Regions from separate parts of the Homo sapiens genome. Here all the other regions are linked to region 3. Evidence: read pairs that join two places in POLR2A ChIA-PET (ENCODE). Cell type or tissue: HepG2. All regions are shown on one strand. Each heading gives the region's core, and the rest is flanking DNA. Links, peaks and the distances in the headings are about the cores only.

Region 1 (6,053 bases), core at 1,682-4,181, 540 kb after region 3:
TACTCAATTCTGCCATTGTGGCATAAAAACAGCAATAAACAATGCATGAACAAATAGGGGTTGCTGTGCCCCAATAAAATTTTATTTAGGAAAGGAGGTGTTGGGCCAGATTTGACCTATGGGCAGTAGTTTGCCATCCCCTGCTCTAGTCCCCCCTCTTCACCCAGCCAACCCCAATCATCCTATAACGCTTGGCCTAAATGTCACATCCTCTGAGAAGCCTCCCTTATTGTCCATGACTAGGCTCTAAGTTCTCCAGTTACATATTCTTACATCACCCTCTGGAGCCCTCATTACAATCTTAAATTATCTCATTATTTAATTAATTTGTTCAATTGTTCATTATTCAATTACTTCCTCTTCCAGGCTATAAGCTGCATAACTAGGACTATGTCTATTTTATCTCTGTGGTACCCTCAGAGGTACTAAAGAAGGTACCACTCCACATGAAAAAGAGGTTGGCTGGCCAGGCATGGTGGCTCAAGCCTGTAATCCCAGCACTTTGGGAGGACAAGGTGGGTGGATCACTTGAGGTTAGGAGTTCAAGACCAGCCTGGCCAACATAGTGAAACCCTATCTCTATCAAAAATACAAAAAATTAGCTGGGCGTGGTGGTGCACACCTGTAATCCCTGTTGCTCGGAAGGCTGAGGCAGGAGAATAGCTTGAACCCAGGAGGTGGAGGTTGCAGTGAGCCGAGATCGCGCCACTGCACTCCAGGCTGGGTGACCGAGTGAGACTCTGACTCAGACAAAAAAAGAAAAAGAAGTTGGCTCTGGCCTCTAAGACTGTATCTTACTACAAAAGATAACAAGACTAGATTAAAAATAGTCTGTGCTCTGGGAGAGAAGTAAAGATGTTGATGCTATTTTCTTAGGGCTTAGGGAAGGGGGATTTATTTTTGGAGCTGTTAAAAGTCTGACTTATGGACGAAGAAATACAGTACCTGATGGACATAATATTCAAGATCAAAGAGCGCAGCAATCTTCTCTTCCAAACTGGAGCTGGAACTATTGAACTTGTTGATCAGCCGTACCATGATCTGCATGTCAGTCTCAATGACAACATTCAGCTCATCAAAGTCTTTCTTCAGTTCCTCAATGGGGCGGAAGAGCCGCTTTACCTCAGCCTGCCTTGCCTAAGGAGAGCAGCAAAGAGGTGATTAAATTGGTTGGAGACATCTGCCCAAGATGTCTGTGGTCTACCATGGATGCCCATCCTCAAAAAACTGCTGCTCCAAGACTCACAGTCTTCTCTCATCTATGCTATCAAAAATACTAATACTTTCTAAGATGCCCAGAGAAGACAGCCCTCAAAGTCTGCCTATATAGGCCTCAGCTCTAAAAACACACTCAAGATGTTCCAAGATTCGCTTATTCAAGTCCGATTTCCAATATTCAGGAAGAATAGAAAGGCTTTTTGTCACAACCACTGAGTTAAGGGGAAGTAATGCAAGTTCATCTTCAACCTCAAACCACATATGAAACAGCTGAGACCTAAGGTAGAATAACCCACACCCTACTTCTCCACTTCTCACAATCATAGACTATCTTGGCCTTGCCCTACCCAATCCAACAACATTTTAGGGAAACTTGGACATAGAAAACTATGGGTAAGAGCTGTCACAGCAGGAGCAATTTGCTGATGAAAATTAAATCACTGTCATTACTGTCAATCTAACCACAGGTGTACAATTTGTTCAACTGTTTGAAATGGCTAAATTACTATATGTACTATACTCAAATCTCGAACAATTTTCTCTGAATCCTTCCCCACTCCACTCACATATAAAAACTTTAAAAATGAAGTTACATTAGAGGTGAATAAAAGACTTTAATTAAATATTTTATACATGTGACACTGTTTTCTTCCCAATTTGAGAAGATAGTGCCTATAAAGAGAGTCTGAAAAGTCACAGTGGCTTATGTATCTGTCTTCCAAGAAAAACTAAAAGGCACAGATATTTATAAAAAGCCGGATGATGAACAGCTGTCAGCTCCAAATTGCTCATCTATTACCTATGGGTTTTTCTCCCCAGTTACAAGCACTCCATAGAAACACCAACCAAAGAAATGAATCAGCCTCTCTTAAAAAAGACCAAGCTCCTAGCGGAGCAATCACATCCATGGGGCGCCACATCCTGATTCTCTGGGCTAAAATAATATGAGATACTCTCCCTGCACCCAGCTAGAGGTCTCTGGATGGCTGCCAAAGCCAAGCAAAGAGGTCTGGGAAGGCTGAGTCACTTTCTAGAACTGTGAGATGATAGGCAAGTGAGCACAATAAGAAACTAGTGACATCTGTCTCACAAAAACGATGTGTGCCTGGCTCTCAAGAAGGCCTCAAAAAAAAAAAAAGGTTTTGGCCGGGCACAGTGGCTCACACCTGTAATCCCAGCACTTTGGTAGGCCGAGGCAGGCAGATCACGAGGTCAGGAGTTCAAGACCAGCCTGACCAATATGGTGAAACCCCATCTCTACTAAAAATACAAAAATTAGCCGGGCATGGTGGCTCACACCTGTAGTCCCAGCTACTCGGGAGGCTGAGGCAGGAGAATCGCTTGAACCCAGAAGGCAGAGGTTGCAGTGAGCGGAGATCGTGCCACTGCACTCCAGCCTAAGCGACAGAGCGAGACTCCATCACAAAACAAAACAAAACAAAACAAAACAAAACAAAACAAAACAAAACAAAACTTTTACTTTGAAATAATTATAAATTCCCAAGAAATAACAAAAAATAGTACAGAGAGTGTCATGTACCCTTCATCCAGCTTCCCTCAATGTTAACATTTTACATAAGGATATTACATAAGGATACAATGTCAAAATCAAGAAAAGGACACAGGTACCATACTGTTAACTAGACTAAACACCTTGTTTGGATTTCACCAGTTTTTACATATACTCACTTACATGTATGTGTGTATGTGTATCATTCTATGTAATTTTACCTGAGATGTAGACTTGTGTAACTACCAGAACAATCATGCTAGAGAACTGTCCCACCATGATCACATAATCTACTATGTACTACTCCTTTACAGTTATACTTTATCCTCCCATGCTACTCTCTTACATCCCTGTGCCCTGGTTGTCACTAATTTATTCTCCATGTTTATAATTCTGGCATTTAAAAAATGTTATATACACAGTGGTTCATGCCTGTAATCCTAGAAGTTTGGGAGGCCAAGGCAGGTGGACAACTTGAGCTCAGGAGTTCCAGACCAGTCTGGGCAATATAGTGAGACTCTCTGTATTTATATTTTTTAAATTCTATTTTTTTAAACAGAGAACTGGCCAGCAAAGATGAAAGCGCAGCAAATAAATGAAAGGTGGTAACTTTGGCAATGAAATTTGAATTGAATGTACATGGAGTTATAGAAGAAATGGCTGACTGTGGGAATGTTAACACTGCCACTGTTGATGAGCTCTAGATGTGCAGACAGAGGGACTCAGCAAAGGCAAACTTACAGACACAAATTAGGAAAGTGATAAAAAGGATGAAATGACACTGGCAAAAAACTTCACATTACAGGAACTCTCTGAGAAATTTCACAACATTGAAAGTACGAAGGGTGAAATGTTGGAGGCTCATCCATACTTAGAAAGATGTATGATAATTAGCCAAGAGAGAAAAGATGCTTGCTCTATGTCATAATTTTTTTGGAGTCAGGGTCTCGCTCTATTGCTCACGTTGAAGTGCAGTGGTACAATCACAGCTCGCTGCAGTCTCACCCTCCTGGACTCAAGTGATCCTTCCACCCCAGCGTGAGTAGTTAGGACTACAGGCACAAGTCACCACGCCTGGCTAAAATTTTTAGTTTTTTGTAGACATGGGGTTTCGCCATGTTGCCCAGGCTGGTCTTGAACTCCTGGCTCAAGCGATCCACCCACCTCAGCCTCCCAAAGTGCTGAGATTACAGATGTGGGCCACCATACCCAGCCAAGTTTTTAGTTTTCTGTAAAAACTAAAAATTTTAGCCAGGCATGGTGATGTGTGCCCATAGTCCTAACTACTCAGGCTGAGGTGGGAGGATCACTTGAGTCCAGGAGGGTGAGACTGCAGTGAGCTGTGATCGTACCACTTCAACCTGAGCAATAGAGTGAGACTCTGACTCCAAAAAAATTGTGACACAGAGCAAGCATCTTTTCTCTCTTGGCTAATTATCATACTTCTTTCTAACGAGATTAGGTTATAATTAGATTATAATCTCAGCACTTTGGGAAGCTGAGGTGGGTGGATCGCTTGAGCCAGGAGTTCGAGAACAGCCTAGGCAACATGGCAAAACCCTGTGTCTACAAAAAACACAAAAATTATTTGAATTTTTTGGCCAGGCGCAGTGGCTCACGCCTGTAATCTCAGCACTTTGGAAGGTCAAGGCAGGTGGATCACCTGAGGCCAGGAGTTCAAAACCAGCCTGGCCAACTAGAGAAGGTGAAATTAGAGAGAAGATGAAACCCCTTCTCTGCTAAAAATACAAAAATGACCAGGCATGGTGACACATGCCTGTAACTTGGGAGGCTGGGGCAGGAGAATCACTTGAACCTGGGAGGTGGAGGCTGCAGTGAGCCAAGATCATACCACTGTACTCCCGTGTGGGCGACAGAGCAAGACTCTGTCTCAAAAAAAAAAATGTATTTTTTGGTGTGGCATGGTGGCACACACCTGTAGTCCCAGCTACCCGGGAGGCTGAGGTGGGAGGATCACTTGAGCTGTAATCCTGCCACTGCACTCCAGCCTGGGTGACAGAGACCCTGTCAAAAAAAAAAAAGCAAGAAAGAAAAAAAAAAGAATTCTTTTTTTTGGGGGGTAGAAAAAAACTATTTTTTGTAGAAAACATAGACCATTTCCGGGCTATGTTGCCCAGGCTAGTCTCAAACTCCTAGAATCAAGCGATCCTCCCAAAGTGCTAGGATTGCAGGTGTGAGCCATTGTGCCCGGCATAATTCTAAATGTTTCTAATGTTTTAAATTACAGTGTGCTAAATAAATATTACTATTGCTTTTTCATTTCTATATATACTTATAACCAATAGCAATGTAGTTGCTTTAATGTCTGGCAAAACATTTCAAGGATCATGGAACAATCATAATTTTTCCCTTGATTATGTTAAGATTGTTTTGCATAGTTTCAGTGTGCACATTTTCACAATTCCACATAACATAAAATGAGGACTGCTGGTATATGATATGCAAATATTTCCTTCCAGTAGTTTATCTTCTGATCATCTTAACAGGGTATTTGACAAAACAAAACTTTTTAATTTTGGTGAAGTCCAATTTATCAATTTTTTTCTTTTATAAATCTTACATTTGGTGCCATGTCATAAGAACTCTTTACCTGGTCCTAGTTCCCAAAGATGTTCTATGTTTCATTCTAGAAGATTTTTTTTTTCTTTTTAGTTTCACATTTTACATTTAAATCTATGATCTATTTTGAATTAATTTTTTTTAAGGTATGAGGTTTAAGTGACAGCTCATTTTTTGCTTATGGATGCCCACTATTTGCTGAAAAGACTATTTGTCTTCCATTGAACTACTTTTGCACCTGTCAAAAATCAGTCAGTTGTATTAGTGTGGGTCTATTTCTAGGTTCTCTACTCTGTTCCATTGATCTATGATTCTTTCTCTCCACCAATACCACATTGTCTTGATTACTATAGCTACAGAGTAAGCCTTAAAATCAGGTGGTGTGTTTTCTTCCACTTATTCTTCTTTTTAAAATTCTAGCTATTCTAGTTCCTTCAACTTTCCATACAAACTTTAGAATAAGCTCATCTACAAAAAAATCCTGCTGAAATTTTGATAGGAATTGCACTAAACTTATACATTCAGAGAGAGTTAACATTTTTACTATGTTGAATGTTTCAATCCATGGACACAGTGTGTCACTCCATTTAATTAAGTCTTCTTTGATTTAACTCCATCATCATCTTTCACCCAACTTTTATACTTTTGAGCATATAGATCTTATATCTGTCTTGTTAGATTTATTCCTAAATATTTCATTTTTAGGGGAGCAACTGTAAATGGTACATATGTTTTTAATTTCAAT
Region 2 (6,053 bases), core at 1,682-4,181, 250 kb before region 3:
TGAGATAGCGCCACTGCACTCCAGCCTGGGCAACTGAGTGAGACTCTGTCTCAATAAATAAATAAAATAGATGAAATAGCAATTCAAGTGTCCTGCCACTATTCATGAAGCTGAATTGGCATTTGAAGGTGAAGAAACTGAGGCTCAAAGAGGTTCATGGAATTGTTCCCTCATGGTACTAAGACTTCAGGACTGGAAACTCTCTCTCCATGCTTCACCCACCACCTCTTCTTTTTCCCTTTGCTTGCTGGGAGTCACCTTTCCACCCAAGTTCCTGAGCTCACATACTGTCTACTTCCTACCCGAGAAATCCAGATTTGACAAGTCCCTAACACCCAGCACTGAAGAAAATATTAGATTAATATATCCCCCAGCCAGCCATTTCCTCTTCCTCTCTGACAAACCCATGAGGCACCACTCTTTAGCAAAAAGGCTCATCATTTTTTAGATCCAAAGACTGAAGCTCAGCAAGATTAAGCAGCTTGCCTGAATTCACCCAGCTGATGGTTTTGCTGAGACTCAAATGCAGATCAAGCTGGATCTGCTTTCCATTGTGTCCTTTAGACTACAATATGCTTTCTTTGACCAGCTAGAGGGCTGCATTCCCTAAGACAATCTTGACATGTAATTCCTGAGGAATTGAGCATATGGTATTTTGTTGGGGAGTTCATTGCTGGGCTCCTTCACCACAGACCTCCCTCTCTTCCCCTATGGAGGGGAGCCAGCCTGAGTCAAAATGTCTCTTTCAGAAGACACAAGGAGGCTTTGTGATGGAGGCTGTTAAAAGGGCACAGGCAGAATCTCCCTGGGGCAAAGTTGGGAAATGAGGCAAGTCTCCTAAGTGTCAGGCTCACCCCGTTGTGTGGGGTAGTGCTGAGATCACTCCTCTCTGACATCCCACTATCTGATATGCTTATCCCTTGGGCCTCCCTCCCACCCTTCCTGAGAAACATATCGCCCATCTCTGCCTATTGAGAGCTTTTCCTCATCCTTTGATGCCCGACTCCAGTATTTCTTCCTCCATGAAGCCTAAATGATCCCCCCATGCTGAATTACTTGGCCCCTTCTCAGGGGTCTCAGAGCCCCTGGATCACATAAGTACTTCACAGTAGGCACAGAACCTGCTTCAAATCCACCTGCCAATGATTAGCTTTGTGAGCTTGGTCAAGATTTAACCTCTAAACATCTGTTTCTCCAACTAAAATGGAAACAATAGTGCCTCCCTTCACAGGGCTGTGAAGAAGTTTAAATTGGATTAGGTATGAGTAAAGAAAAAATGTTATCTATATATATTCATGGCCTTAATTTCTCCTCTGGGGGAGCTTGGAAGGGAAGAAAGGGATGTGATGAGGGGCTGCTTTGTGTATACAATAGAGACAGATGGAAAAGTGTTTTTTGTTTTGTTTTTGTTTTGTTTTGTTGTTGTTGTTGTTGTTGTTTTTGAGACAGTCTTGCTCTGTCGCCCAGGCTGAGATACAGTTGCCCCATCATGGCTCACTGAAGCCTCAAACTCTTGAGCTCAGGCTGTCCTCCCACCTAGCCTCCTAAGTAGCTAGGACTACTACCACCATTCCTGGCTAGTTCTTTGTTTTTGGTTTTTTTTTTTTTTTTTTTTTTTTTTTTGAGATGGAGTCTCACTCTGTTGCCCAGGCTGGAGTGCAGTGGTGCATCTCAGCTCACTGCAACCTCCACCTCCCGGGTTCAAGCGATTCTCCTGCCTCAGCCTCTTGAGTAGCTGGGACTACAGGTGTGCACCACCACGCCTGGCTAATTTTTGTATTTTTAAGTAGAGATGGGGTTTCACCATATTGGCCAGGCTAGTCTCGAACTCCTGACCTCATGATCCACCTACCTTGGCCTCCAAAGTGCTGGGATTATAGGCGTGAGCCACCACATTCAGCCTCCTGGCTAATTTTTAAATTTTTTTGTAGAGACAGGGTCTCAATATGTTGCCTGGGCTGGTGTCAAACTCCCAGCCTCATGCAATCCTCCGGCCTCAGGAAAAGAGGATTTTAAGTTTTGCTGTGTATATTTTTCAAAAGAATGTGCAACCATTATTCAAATATTTTTTTCAAATATTATGGATGCCAGATTGATACCATGTGGAGACAAGACCGTGAAGAGGCTCAGCTTTTAATTTTTTGAGATGGCATCTCACTCTGTCACCCTGGCTAGAGTCCAGTGGCATAATCAGGGCTCACTGCAGCCTCTACCTCCCTGACTCAAGCAATCCTCCCATCTCAAACTCTCAAGTAGCTGGGTGGCTGGGACCACAGGCACAGGCCACCACGTCTGGCTAATTTTTGTATTTTTTGCAGGGACAAGGTCTCACTATGTTGCCCAGGCTGGAAGGCTCATCTTTTGAAAGGATACACGTGTAAAGCTCTTAGCACAGTATTTTATAGCTACCAAGTACTCAAATAATGATGTCTCTCACTATTATTTGTTTATCCATCTCTACGACAAAACTTGTCTTCATCTCTGTGCCAACCTGTCTTCTGCCCTACTCAGCCAACAGTAGGTGCTCAGCAGGAAGAAACCAAAAGCCAACCAAAGTCTGGGAAGACCAGAAACAAATGCCCTAACACTTCAGCTGACCACAGCAACTGGGAGCAGGGTCAGCACTAGGGAGGGGCTATTTGCAGGCATTCTTCTGTGGGGGATGGGCTCTCACATCCTGCTTGTCACTGTTCCCAGCCCAGACACAGGCTCACTTCATCCTCTCACCCACACAGACTGACCTCTGCCCTGGGATGTCACTAAGGGGTGAAGGGGCCACGGATGGCCAGGGACATCAAGCATGCCAAGCCAGAATTCTGCACACCAGCTCCCTGGGACTTCTGCCTGTTCCACAGGGCCTGGCTTGCACACCAGCAGCCCTGTAGTTGGGTGTGTACTCAAAGGTTAACTCTCCCCCAGGACAGCAGGGTGGGAAGATGAATGACAAGAAGACCTGGGAGTACCTCCGCTCACAGAACTCCAGTTACAGCTGGCTGGGTACAGTGGCTCACGCCTGTAATCTCAACACTTTGGGAGGCCAAGCTGGTTGGATCACTTGAGGTCAGGAGTTCGAGACCAGCTTGGCCAACATGGTGAAACCCCATCTCTAATAAAAATTCAAAAATTGGCCAGCGTCATGGCAAACGCCTGTAGTCCCAGCTACTTCAGAGGTTGAGGCAGGAGAATCACTTGAACCCAGGAGGCAGAGATTGCAGTGAGCTGAGATCATGCCATTGCACTCCAACCTGGGTGACAGAGCGAGACTCTATGTCAAAAAAAAAAAAAAAAGAGAGAGAACTTCAGTCACAGCCGACTACTTGTTCTCCCTGCAACACTGCCCTTTCCAGTCCCTGTGTTTGCTCACTCTGATCTCTGAGGTGCCCTCCCCCAATTTCTGCCTAATAAACTCTACTCATTCTTCAAGGCCTAATCCAAATAACTTCTCTTCCAGGAAACCATCCCTGCAGTCTGAAAGAGCTCCCTCTGACCCCACAGCCCTTATCCTGGCTTCTGTTGTTATTTAGGATATGGGGTCTCACCTAACATTGGACAAATGCAACGTGGATCAGAGATTGTGCTCAGGAGTCAGGGAAATTGAAGTTTCATTCCTGGATCAGCTGCTTGTTAGCCCTATCACCTTGCTTGGCCTCACTAAGCCTCACTGTAAAACCGGGAAAATAAAATAGGATAGTTATGAAAATTAAATGAGATAACGCTCATTAAGCCATTAGCATGGTGCCTTGTACACATTAAGCTCTCATGTTAGCTATTATTATTATTGTCTCTGTCTCTCTTCCACCTCCACACCCACCCACAGTATCTCAGATAAGGCCTTAACTAGCTCAATATCTGAAGGTGTAATTTTATTGAATCAGGTCTCTCAGGTTCTAGATATGAGAGGGCTTTCTCCAGAAAGAAGTGGAGATGCTAAAAAGAGGCTGAAGTTTCTAAGAACAAGAGATCCCAGCTGGGCGTGGTGGCTCACGCCTATAATCCCAGCACTTCAGGAGGCTGAGGCAGGTGAATTTGCCTAAGCCCAGAAGTTCGAGACCAGCCTGGGCAACATGGCGAAACCTCGTCTCTACTAAAAATACAACAATTAGCCAGGTGTGGTGGCCCAGGGTTCGAGTCCAGCCTGGGCAATCCCATCTGGCTTTAGACAGTGAGACCCTGTCTCTATTAAAAAAAAAAAAAAAAAGGCCAGGTACGGTGGCTTACACCTGTAATCCCAGCACTTTGGGAGGCCAAGGCGGGTGGGTCATGAGGTCAGGAGATCAAGACCATCCTGGTTAACACGGTGAAACCCCATCTCTACTAAAAATACAAAAAATTAGCCGGGCATGGTGGCGGGTGCCTGTAGTCCCAGCTATTAGGGAGGCTGAGGCAGGAGAATGGCGTGAACCTGGGAGGTGGAGGTTGCAGTGAGCCGAGATCGCACCACTGCACTCCAGCCTGGGTGACAGAGTGAGACTCCATCTCAAAAAAAAAAAAAAAAAAAAAAAAGACTCAGTCTGCCTTCACGACTTGTACAAAGTCCCTCAGGGCCTATACAATAGACCCAGAGCTGCAGCTTCTAGCCTGGAGTTCAGACCTTGAATAGAAAGTCTCCCAGGGGCAGCGTCACCAAGAATTGAGCCCACAATTGGAGAGGGAATCAGCCCTATCATCTCACCACTGTTTCAGGGCAGAGAACAGAATACATGGTACCTACAGGTCCCCTCTCAGATGTATATAATAATGATAGCTGCTATTTACTGAGTATCCATCCTGTATCAGGCACCACACTGAGTGTCATGATAATTTCCAGTCTTCAAAACAACCTGGCTGGGTAAGATGGCTCATGCCTGTAATCTCAGCACTTTGGGAGGCCAAGGCCATCCTGTATCAGGCACCACGCTGAGTGTCATGATAATTTCCAGTCTTCAAAACAACCTGGCTGGGTAAGATGGCTCATGCCTGTAATCTCAGCACTTTGGGAGGCCAAGGTGGGCAGATCACCTGAGGTCAGGAGTTTGAGACCAGCGTGGCCAACGTGGTGAAACCCCGTCTCTACTAAAAATACAAAAAAATCAGCCAGGTGTTGTGGCCTGTGCCTGTAATCCCAGCTACTTGGGAGGCTGAGGCAGGAGAATAATTTGAACCTGTGAGGCAGAGGTTGCAGTGAGCCAAGATCATACCACTGCACTCTAACCTGGGCAACACAGTAAGACTGTCAAAAAAGAAAAAAAAAAGTCGGGCGCAGTGGGCTTACGCCCGTAATCCCAGCACTTTGGGAGGCTGAAGTGGGTGGATCATAAGGTCACGAGTTTGAGACCAGCCTGGCCAATATGGTGAAACCTCATCTCTACTAAGAATACAAAAATTAGCTGGGCATGGTGGCGCATGCCTGTAGTCCCAGCTGCTTGGGAGGCTGAAGCAGGAGAATTGCTTGAACCCGGGAGGGAGAGGTTGCAGTGAGCCGAGATCATGCCATTGCACTCCAGCCTGGGCAACAAGAGTGAAACTCTGTCTCAAAAAGAAAAACCAACAAACAACAAAAAAAACCTGAGTTAGTATTTTTACTAATATCTAAATTAAATATAAATGGAGATCAAAATAAGCACAAATGACTCATGCTTATAAGCTTTTAGAGAAATAGGAAGCCAAAAAATTGCCAACCCAAACTATTACAACTGATATCAGCATTATTTCATACTGCCAATTAGTCTTTTGGCTGAAATTAATTGGCTTTACTAAAAACAAAGCAAAACAAAGACTGCAACTTGTTAAGTTATGTGTTCTATTGGCATCCCCACTTTAGATGAGGAAATAGTGGCTCAGAAATGTGAACGTTTCCTGAGGTTAAATAGCTGAGTGTGATAATCAGCCAGGCTAACTGAAGAATCCCAACAGCCCAAACTTAGGGTCCAGTTGCCAGACCCGGGCTGCTTCTTCATTAAAACGATGGCTCATGACTTGACAGGGACAGATCTTTTTTTTTTTTTTTTTTGAGACGGAGTCTCGCTCTGTCGCCCAGGCTGGAATGCAACGGAGCAATCTTGGCTCACTGTAAA
Region 3 (6,053 bases), core at 2,423-4,922:
ACGTGGGAGAGCAGGAGGAGATCCAGGGGTCTCTGTCCTTGCTGAGACCTGCGTCTCCCCTCCCACCGCACTCAGACCCAGGGCTTTCCACGAGCATCTCTCTTGGACAAAGCTCTGCCCAAGGGTTCATTTTAGAGACTTCTGTAACTCAAGAGGATCAGTATTAATCTTCCCCACCTACAAGATGAGTGGCAGCCCAAAGCCAAGTGCTTCCCAGCCAGGGAGAGAAAGACATGGAAGTTCCCTTCTTTTCTGTGTCTCTCCCCGCCTCCTTTTTGCGGGGGAGCTGAATGTGCTCCTCTGGAGGGACTGAGGGAAGCCAGGGCTGGCTCAAAAGTGATTTTGCCTAGATGAAGCTGGCAGCTGGGAACCACTTTCCCTCCGCTTGCCCTCTGCCGGGGAAACTCCATGACGGAGACAAGGCAGCTGGCAGGGAGAAGCCTCTGGATTGGGGCTGCTGGGGCTGCTGCAGTGCCAGGCAGGGCCACACAGGAACACATGGGCCCAGAGGCAGATGCTGATGCCACCTTTCCTTGCTGAGGACTCCCTAGAAAGGCAGTGCCTTGGAGCCTGCGGGGAAGACTATCTTTACCTGTAGCACAGAAGCAAATATAAAGGAACACAGAACTAGTGGAAAAGGTACGGGGTTGGGCTCTGAAGAATGGGGTCCCAGCCCTGGTGCTGCCACTCCACGGCCGTGTGATTTTTGGTCAAGGTGCTTAAGATCTTTCCCCAAATTCTAGTTTCCCTATTTGCAAAATGAATGTTGTAATACGTCCCTCATAGGAACTGTGCAGAGAATTAGTTGAAATGATGTATGGGAAGCTGGGACACGGGAGATGGCTAATAAATATTCATTTATTCCACAGAGGAATCGAAGAGAAAGGAAATCGCTGGATTTTGGAGGCTTTATGATTTATCAGCTTATTCTATGGAATTAAGCCCTGGGCATCATGCTATTTGTCAGGGGCCTGGTTCTAGCGAAGATATGTGTTTATCTTTCACTATGAGATCCCAAGAGTCTCCCGAAATATTCTGGGCCTCAGAACTGGTTTCTCTGGGTGGCAGAGTATCAGAACACAGGGCAGAAGGAACCTGTTCCTCAGAGATCCAATCGACATCTCCCTTAAGCCTTTTGCTGCCCTCCACGAACCCATCCTTTTGTGCTGCCAGCTCCATGTCCCCATTCCGGGGGAGGCCAGAATGACACATCTACATGTCACCCCGTAGTCTACAATGTCGGGAAGGAGCTGTGTCCCTGCTGGAATTGAAAAACATCCTTGAGGGCTGCAACTTTTACAGGGAAAGTTACCATGCCAACGACAGCCTCCTTGCCTGACAGGGATGAAAGGAAACAAGGCTGTGGGTGACATGCATCTATTGTGTGTCCACAAACTTGCCTGGAATCTATCAGGGACTGCGGACTGCTGCTCAGCAGGATGGAACAGGAGGATTCAGGTTAGATTTCAGTGGGACTCCGGGATGGGCAGGACTGATGAGGGCAGGGCAGGGCCAGCAAGCGAGGATTGGGAAATGCTTCTCTGAGATTGATACCCATCTCTTGGTGAAATGTGTGGGTGTGGTACTGACAGCAGGCGTGGGAGGGGACGGTGTCCTAGATACCAGTTTCTGGCTGTGATGGGAACCTCGACTTCCCCCAGGTTCTTTCTGCCTTCACAGGATGGTCTAGGAGGTTACCTATGCTCTGGGTTAGATAGAAGAGGGCATGGCAGGTCACTGGGGCAGTGGGGCCACAGGCATGCCTATGGAGAAGGCCCAGTCTTGGCGAGGAGGCCCCAAGATGCCTAAGGAGGAGCGTCTCCTTCAAGGGGCAGGGCTTCCAGGGAGAATGGCCCCCACTCCCGAACAGGGAAAGGGCACAGAGGACTGAGGAGCTGGCACTGCCGAAGCACCTACGCCACGTCAGGCACTTGACACAGCCCCCATTTCATTTAATTATCTCCACAAACCTGCACAGCAGGAACTCTCACTCCCATTTCACGGAGGAGATGAGGACACAGGCTCAGGAGAAGGTGAGTACCCGTCCCAGCATCACCCGGCTGGCAAGGGGAGACGCTGGGGCTGGAACCTCGCTGTCTGAACTGGAAAGGAAAACTCCACATTCAGGGTGCCCTATTTTCTTCTGGAAAGATCTCTCCCGAAGCCGTCCGCTCCTCATTCTGCCCTTCGTACAGGCTTCCCGGGCCTGAGACGGCTGGGAAGAGGCTAAAGGGGCACGACCAGCCGGCGTCTGGGAAACCGCTCCTGCAGCCTGCAACTGCGAGGGCCCGGGGCCGCCACGCGGGCCCCCCGGCAGCCTCTCGTTTCACCCCAGCCTCCGGAGAGGGCCCGAGGCTCAGAGACGAAGGCACTGCACCCAAGGCCACAGATCGTGCATGGCTTTGCTGGAATTCCCACCGGGCCCGCAGGCGTCGAGGCCGCGTAGAACCCCGGAGCCCCTGCGCCCCTGCGCCCCGCCCGCGGCTGCGAGGCTCGGTGCCCGCAGAGGCTCCGGCGGAAACGGCTCCATCCCGGGCGGGCTCCCGCCCCCGGCCCGCCCCCGTCCGCCCCGCGCCATGTATGGCGCTTCCTCCCCGAGCCCTACAAGGCGCTTCCTCCCGGCCCCAGGCCCATACAAGGCGCTTCCTTCCCGGCGCGGCTGGCTGGCGGCCCGCGGGCTGGGAGCCCGGTCCGCTGGGCCCGCCCAACCTCGGAGCCCGCGGCCAGCGGACCTGCTGCCAAGGAGGGGGCGGCAGCGGCGGGAGGGACGGGAACGCGGGGCCTGGCCCGGCGCGGGAGGCGCGGGACGGGCCGACTTGGGGGTCCCGCTGGTCCCCGCTGGTTTCGTATTTTGCCTCGCTTTTCTCCCCTAGCCCGGAGCACAGCACGCCCTGCCGGAGGTCTTTCAGCGGCCCCAGCCCGGGACCTCCAGCCACACGGGCCTCCGAGCCTCGCCGGCCGCTCTCCCCTGAGAGTTGACAAGTGGGTCTTCCCTGACATCTCTCTTCCTCCCCGCTTGCGCTTCTCGTACCTCCCTGGCTTCAGCCGAGCTGCCCCCTCCGCCTGGAATACCCTTCCCACACTATTCTGGCAGAAAGAACTGCTACGCATCCTTTACTTGGTTCAGACTTCTGGCCTCCTGGAAATCCTTCCCACCCCCACCCATAGGTCACCAGCCTCTGCTGAGCTGATTTAGGATCATAGGATCTTAACAAAGTGTCGTTATCTGAGTGATCCTGTTTCAGGCCTGCCGCAGTCCCTTTTCACCTTGGACAGTCATTTTTGACTTTAGGTCTGGTCCCCAACGTCTCCACCTGCTATGGCTCCCCGTGGTCTGAGGCTCATGACCCCACAACCCTACTTGAGTAGTTTGACTCTGCAGGAGAAAGCTGGAGGGGTAGGGTGAGGGGAGCCACAGCTGGGGCAAGTGTACACCTGGAGTGAGTTGGGGCTGAGCACTGCCCCTGGGTGCCCCCATCACCCAGAAGGGCCTCTCCTGCTCAGCCTGACAGCTCTGGTTTATCCACCACTGAAAGAACCAGCAAGCCCCTACAGGCCCTCCCGACAGCGCCTCCAGAAACAAACCTGGCCCAGCCATGTGGTTACCCTGATCTGATCTGCCATGAGAAAGGTCACAAACAGGGACTGGATCTCAGCACAGAGGGCTGCCAGCAACAGTTCCCGAGCCCCCTCCCCCCATGTTCCAGCAGGACAGCTGTCACAAAGTCCAGCTTTCTGCTGGGGAGGAGACAAGCAAGTCCCCATGTGGCCAGCTAGACCCGCCTGTGAGCCTGTGATTGTTCTGCCACAGGTAAGGCAGGGAAAGAAAAGCTCAGAGCTTGGGGCTGAGTGGGTGAATATGTCAGAGAAGGGCCTTTTAGGGCCAAGCAGCCTCTGGGCTTGATCCAGAATAAAATCACTCACAGGCTTCCAGGCGCAACACACACACACACACACACACACACACACACACACACACACAGTGGCTTCCAGGCGCAACACACACACACACACACACACACACACACACACACACACACACACACAGTGGCTGCAAATCCAAAATTTAAGGAGCCTTGTGGGTCTCCACAGCCCCAGGTTGGCTGAATGCCTGTGAATAGGGTGCATGGAGAGAATCTCAAAGGTCCAGGAGGTAGGTTTGGGAAAAAACTGGGTCTCAGAATCTGGGCTGCACACTTAGAGCCTAGGATACCTCTTGGCTTGTTTTCCCACTTAGGGCTGCAGGCCCCCAGCAGCCTTCTCTGTAGATCTATGCTCTAGGATTGTGGGTAATGCAGTCCACAGAGGCCAGGCTCCTAGTGATGCTGCTTCCTGCCCTCTCCTCCCCTCCTCTCAGGCCCCTGACAGCCACCCGCCTTCCTGCTCCAGGAGGAGGGCAAGTCAGAGTGAGGAGGTGGGCTCCTTGCAGGGATGGGAGATCCCAGGCTGGAAACCAGTGAGCTATTTATGATTGAGCTTAGCCAAGGGGCAAGGTGTGAGGGGAGCTCCTGTAGGCTGCTACAGAATTTGCAGGAACCCCAGGCCTCTGCTTGGGTAGGGCTTTTATTCTCTTCTGTGTGCAGGGTCCTTGATTCTTTTTTTTTTGAGACGGAGTCTCACTGTGTCACCCAGGCTGGAGTGCAGTGGTCTGATCTTGGCTCACTGCAACCTCCGCCTCCCGGTTTCAAGCAATTCTCCTGCCTCAGCCTCCCGAGTAGCTGGGATTACAGGAATGCGCCACCATGTCCGGCTAATTTTTTTGTATTTTTAGTAGAGAAGGGGTTTCACCATATTGGCCAGGCTGCTCTTGAACTCCTGACCTTGCGATCCTCCCGCCTCGGCTTCCCAAAGTGCTGGGATTACAGGCGCGAGCCACTGCGCCCGTGTGGGGGCCTTGATTCTTTGAAAGCCCTATGAAACAGTAAGGGTCCTGGGCTATTCCCTGCCTTAAGAGAGGACCTATGCTCTAGTGGTCCTGGGGCTGGCTTTCGGGCCTGTTAGGAATACTGGAGCCTGGGATTGATAATCTTTCAACAACTGCCAATGTGACACCCAATAATACCACAGCCGCCTGTTATTTCCTGCATTTTTTTCTCATTGTTTTCCTGTGCTTGCTTCCTCCACAAAATGAGATTTCCAGACAGAAACCAAACCTTCTCAAGCTGGGCGCGGTGGCTCACGCCTGTAATCCCAGCACTTTGGGAGGCCGAGGCGGGCGGATCACAAGGTCAGAAGATCGAGACCATCCTGGCTAACACGGTGAAACCCTGTCTCTAAAAAAAATACAAAAATTAGCCTGGGTGACAGAGCAAGACTCCGTCTAAAAAAGAAACAAGAAACCAAACCTTCTCTTGCCAGTGGATTGGGTGCCACTTTTGTCTCCCGGCCCCACAAAACCCTCTGTGCTTTTAACCACCAAACCAGGGCTTTTTTTTTTTCTTTTTTCTTTTTTTTTGAGATGGAGTTTCGCTCTTGTTGCCCAGGCTGGAGTGCCGTGGCGCCATCTTGGCTCACTGCAACCTCCGCCTCCTGGGTTCAACAATTCACCTGCCTCAGCCTCCCAAGTAGCTGGGATTACAGGCGTCCGCTACCACCCCCGGCTAATTTTTAAATTTTTTTTAGTAGAGATGGGGTTTCACCATGTTGGCCAGGCTGGTCTAGAACTCCTGACCTCAGGTGATCTTCCCACCTCGGCCTCTCAAAGTGCTGGGATTACAGGCGTGAGCCACGGCACCCGGCCCATGGCATTTTTTCTTTGGCTGGGTTTGCCACTAGATTGAGCGCTCTTTATTGACACGGACTGTGTCTGCCTTGTTGACTACAGGTCCTCAAAAAACGTCATTTTATTCAGTTCAACGTCCTTTCCTTATAACATTGATGAGAAAAAAAATCAGTTTTCAGCTGGAGTTGTTTGGGTGGAGTTGGTACGTTCTCCCCGTGTCTGCATGGGCTTTCTCTGGGAACTCTGGTCTCCTTACACATCTCAAAGATGTACTCATTAGATGAATCAGCATGTCTAAATGGTCGCTGGATGAATGAGTGTGGGTGTGTTT

Evidence for each region. Peaks named below come from ENCODE experiments on the same cell type or tissue, not always from the same donor. Only the 100,000 strongest peaks of a DNase experiment are listed, where the experiment ranks them.
Region 1: POLR2A ChIA-PET joins it to region 3 with 5 read pairs; 2 of 35 experiments call an interaction of 5 or more read pairs at or near these places.
Region 2: POLR2A ChIA-PET joins it to region 3 with 5 read pairs; 2 of 35 experiments call an interaction of 5 or more read pairs at or near these places.

Annotation. Positions count from the first base shown.
Region 1 is chr5:139,025,856-139,031,908 of GRCh38, forward strand. SIL1 (SIL1 nucleotide exchange factor) reads right to left here. Exons shown (of 10, transcript NM_022464.5): 6 at 946-1,137. Among named protein-coding and RNA genes, the nearest start is that of LRRTM2, 150 kb to the left of the region's middle. In HepG2, for the core only: no CTCF peak of the experiment used is centred there; no DNase peak of the experiment used is centred there.
Region 2 is chr5:138,243,204-138,249,256 of GRCh38, forward strand. No RefSeq gene overlaps it. Among named protein-coding and RNA genes, the nearest start is that of GFRA3, 28 kb to the right of the region's middle. RefSeq lists an enhancer at 2,294-2,886. In HepG2, for the core only: no CTCF peak of the experiment used is centred there; DNase peaks (open chromatin) are centred at 2,728 and 3,368.
Region 3 is chr5:138,489,552-138,495,604 of GRCh38, forward strand. LOC124901078 (a long non-coding RNA gene) reads left to right here and starts at 2,777. Exons shown (of 2, transcript XR_007058953.1): 1 at 2,777-2,982; 2 at 3,711-3,774. RefSeq lists enhancers at 1,448-2,141, 2,142-2,834, 3,529-4,220 and a silencer at 2,293-2,932. In HepG2, for the core only: no CTCF peak of the experiment used is centred there; DNase peaks (open chromatin) are centred at 2,620, 3,710 and 4,280; H3K4me3 peaks cover 1,848 bases.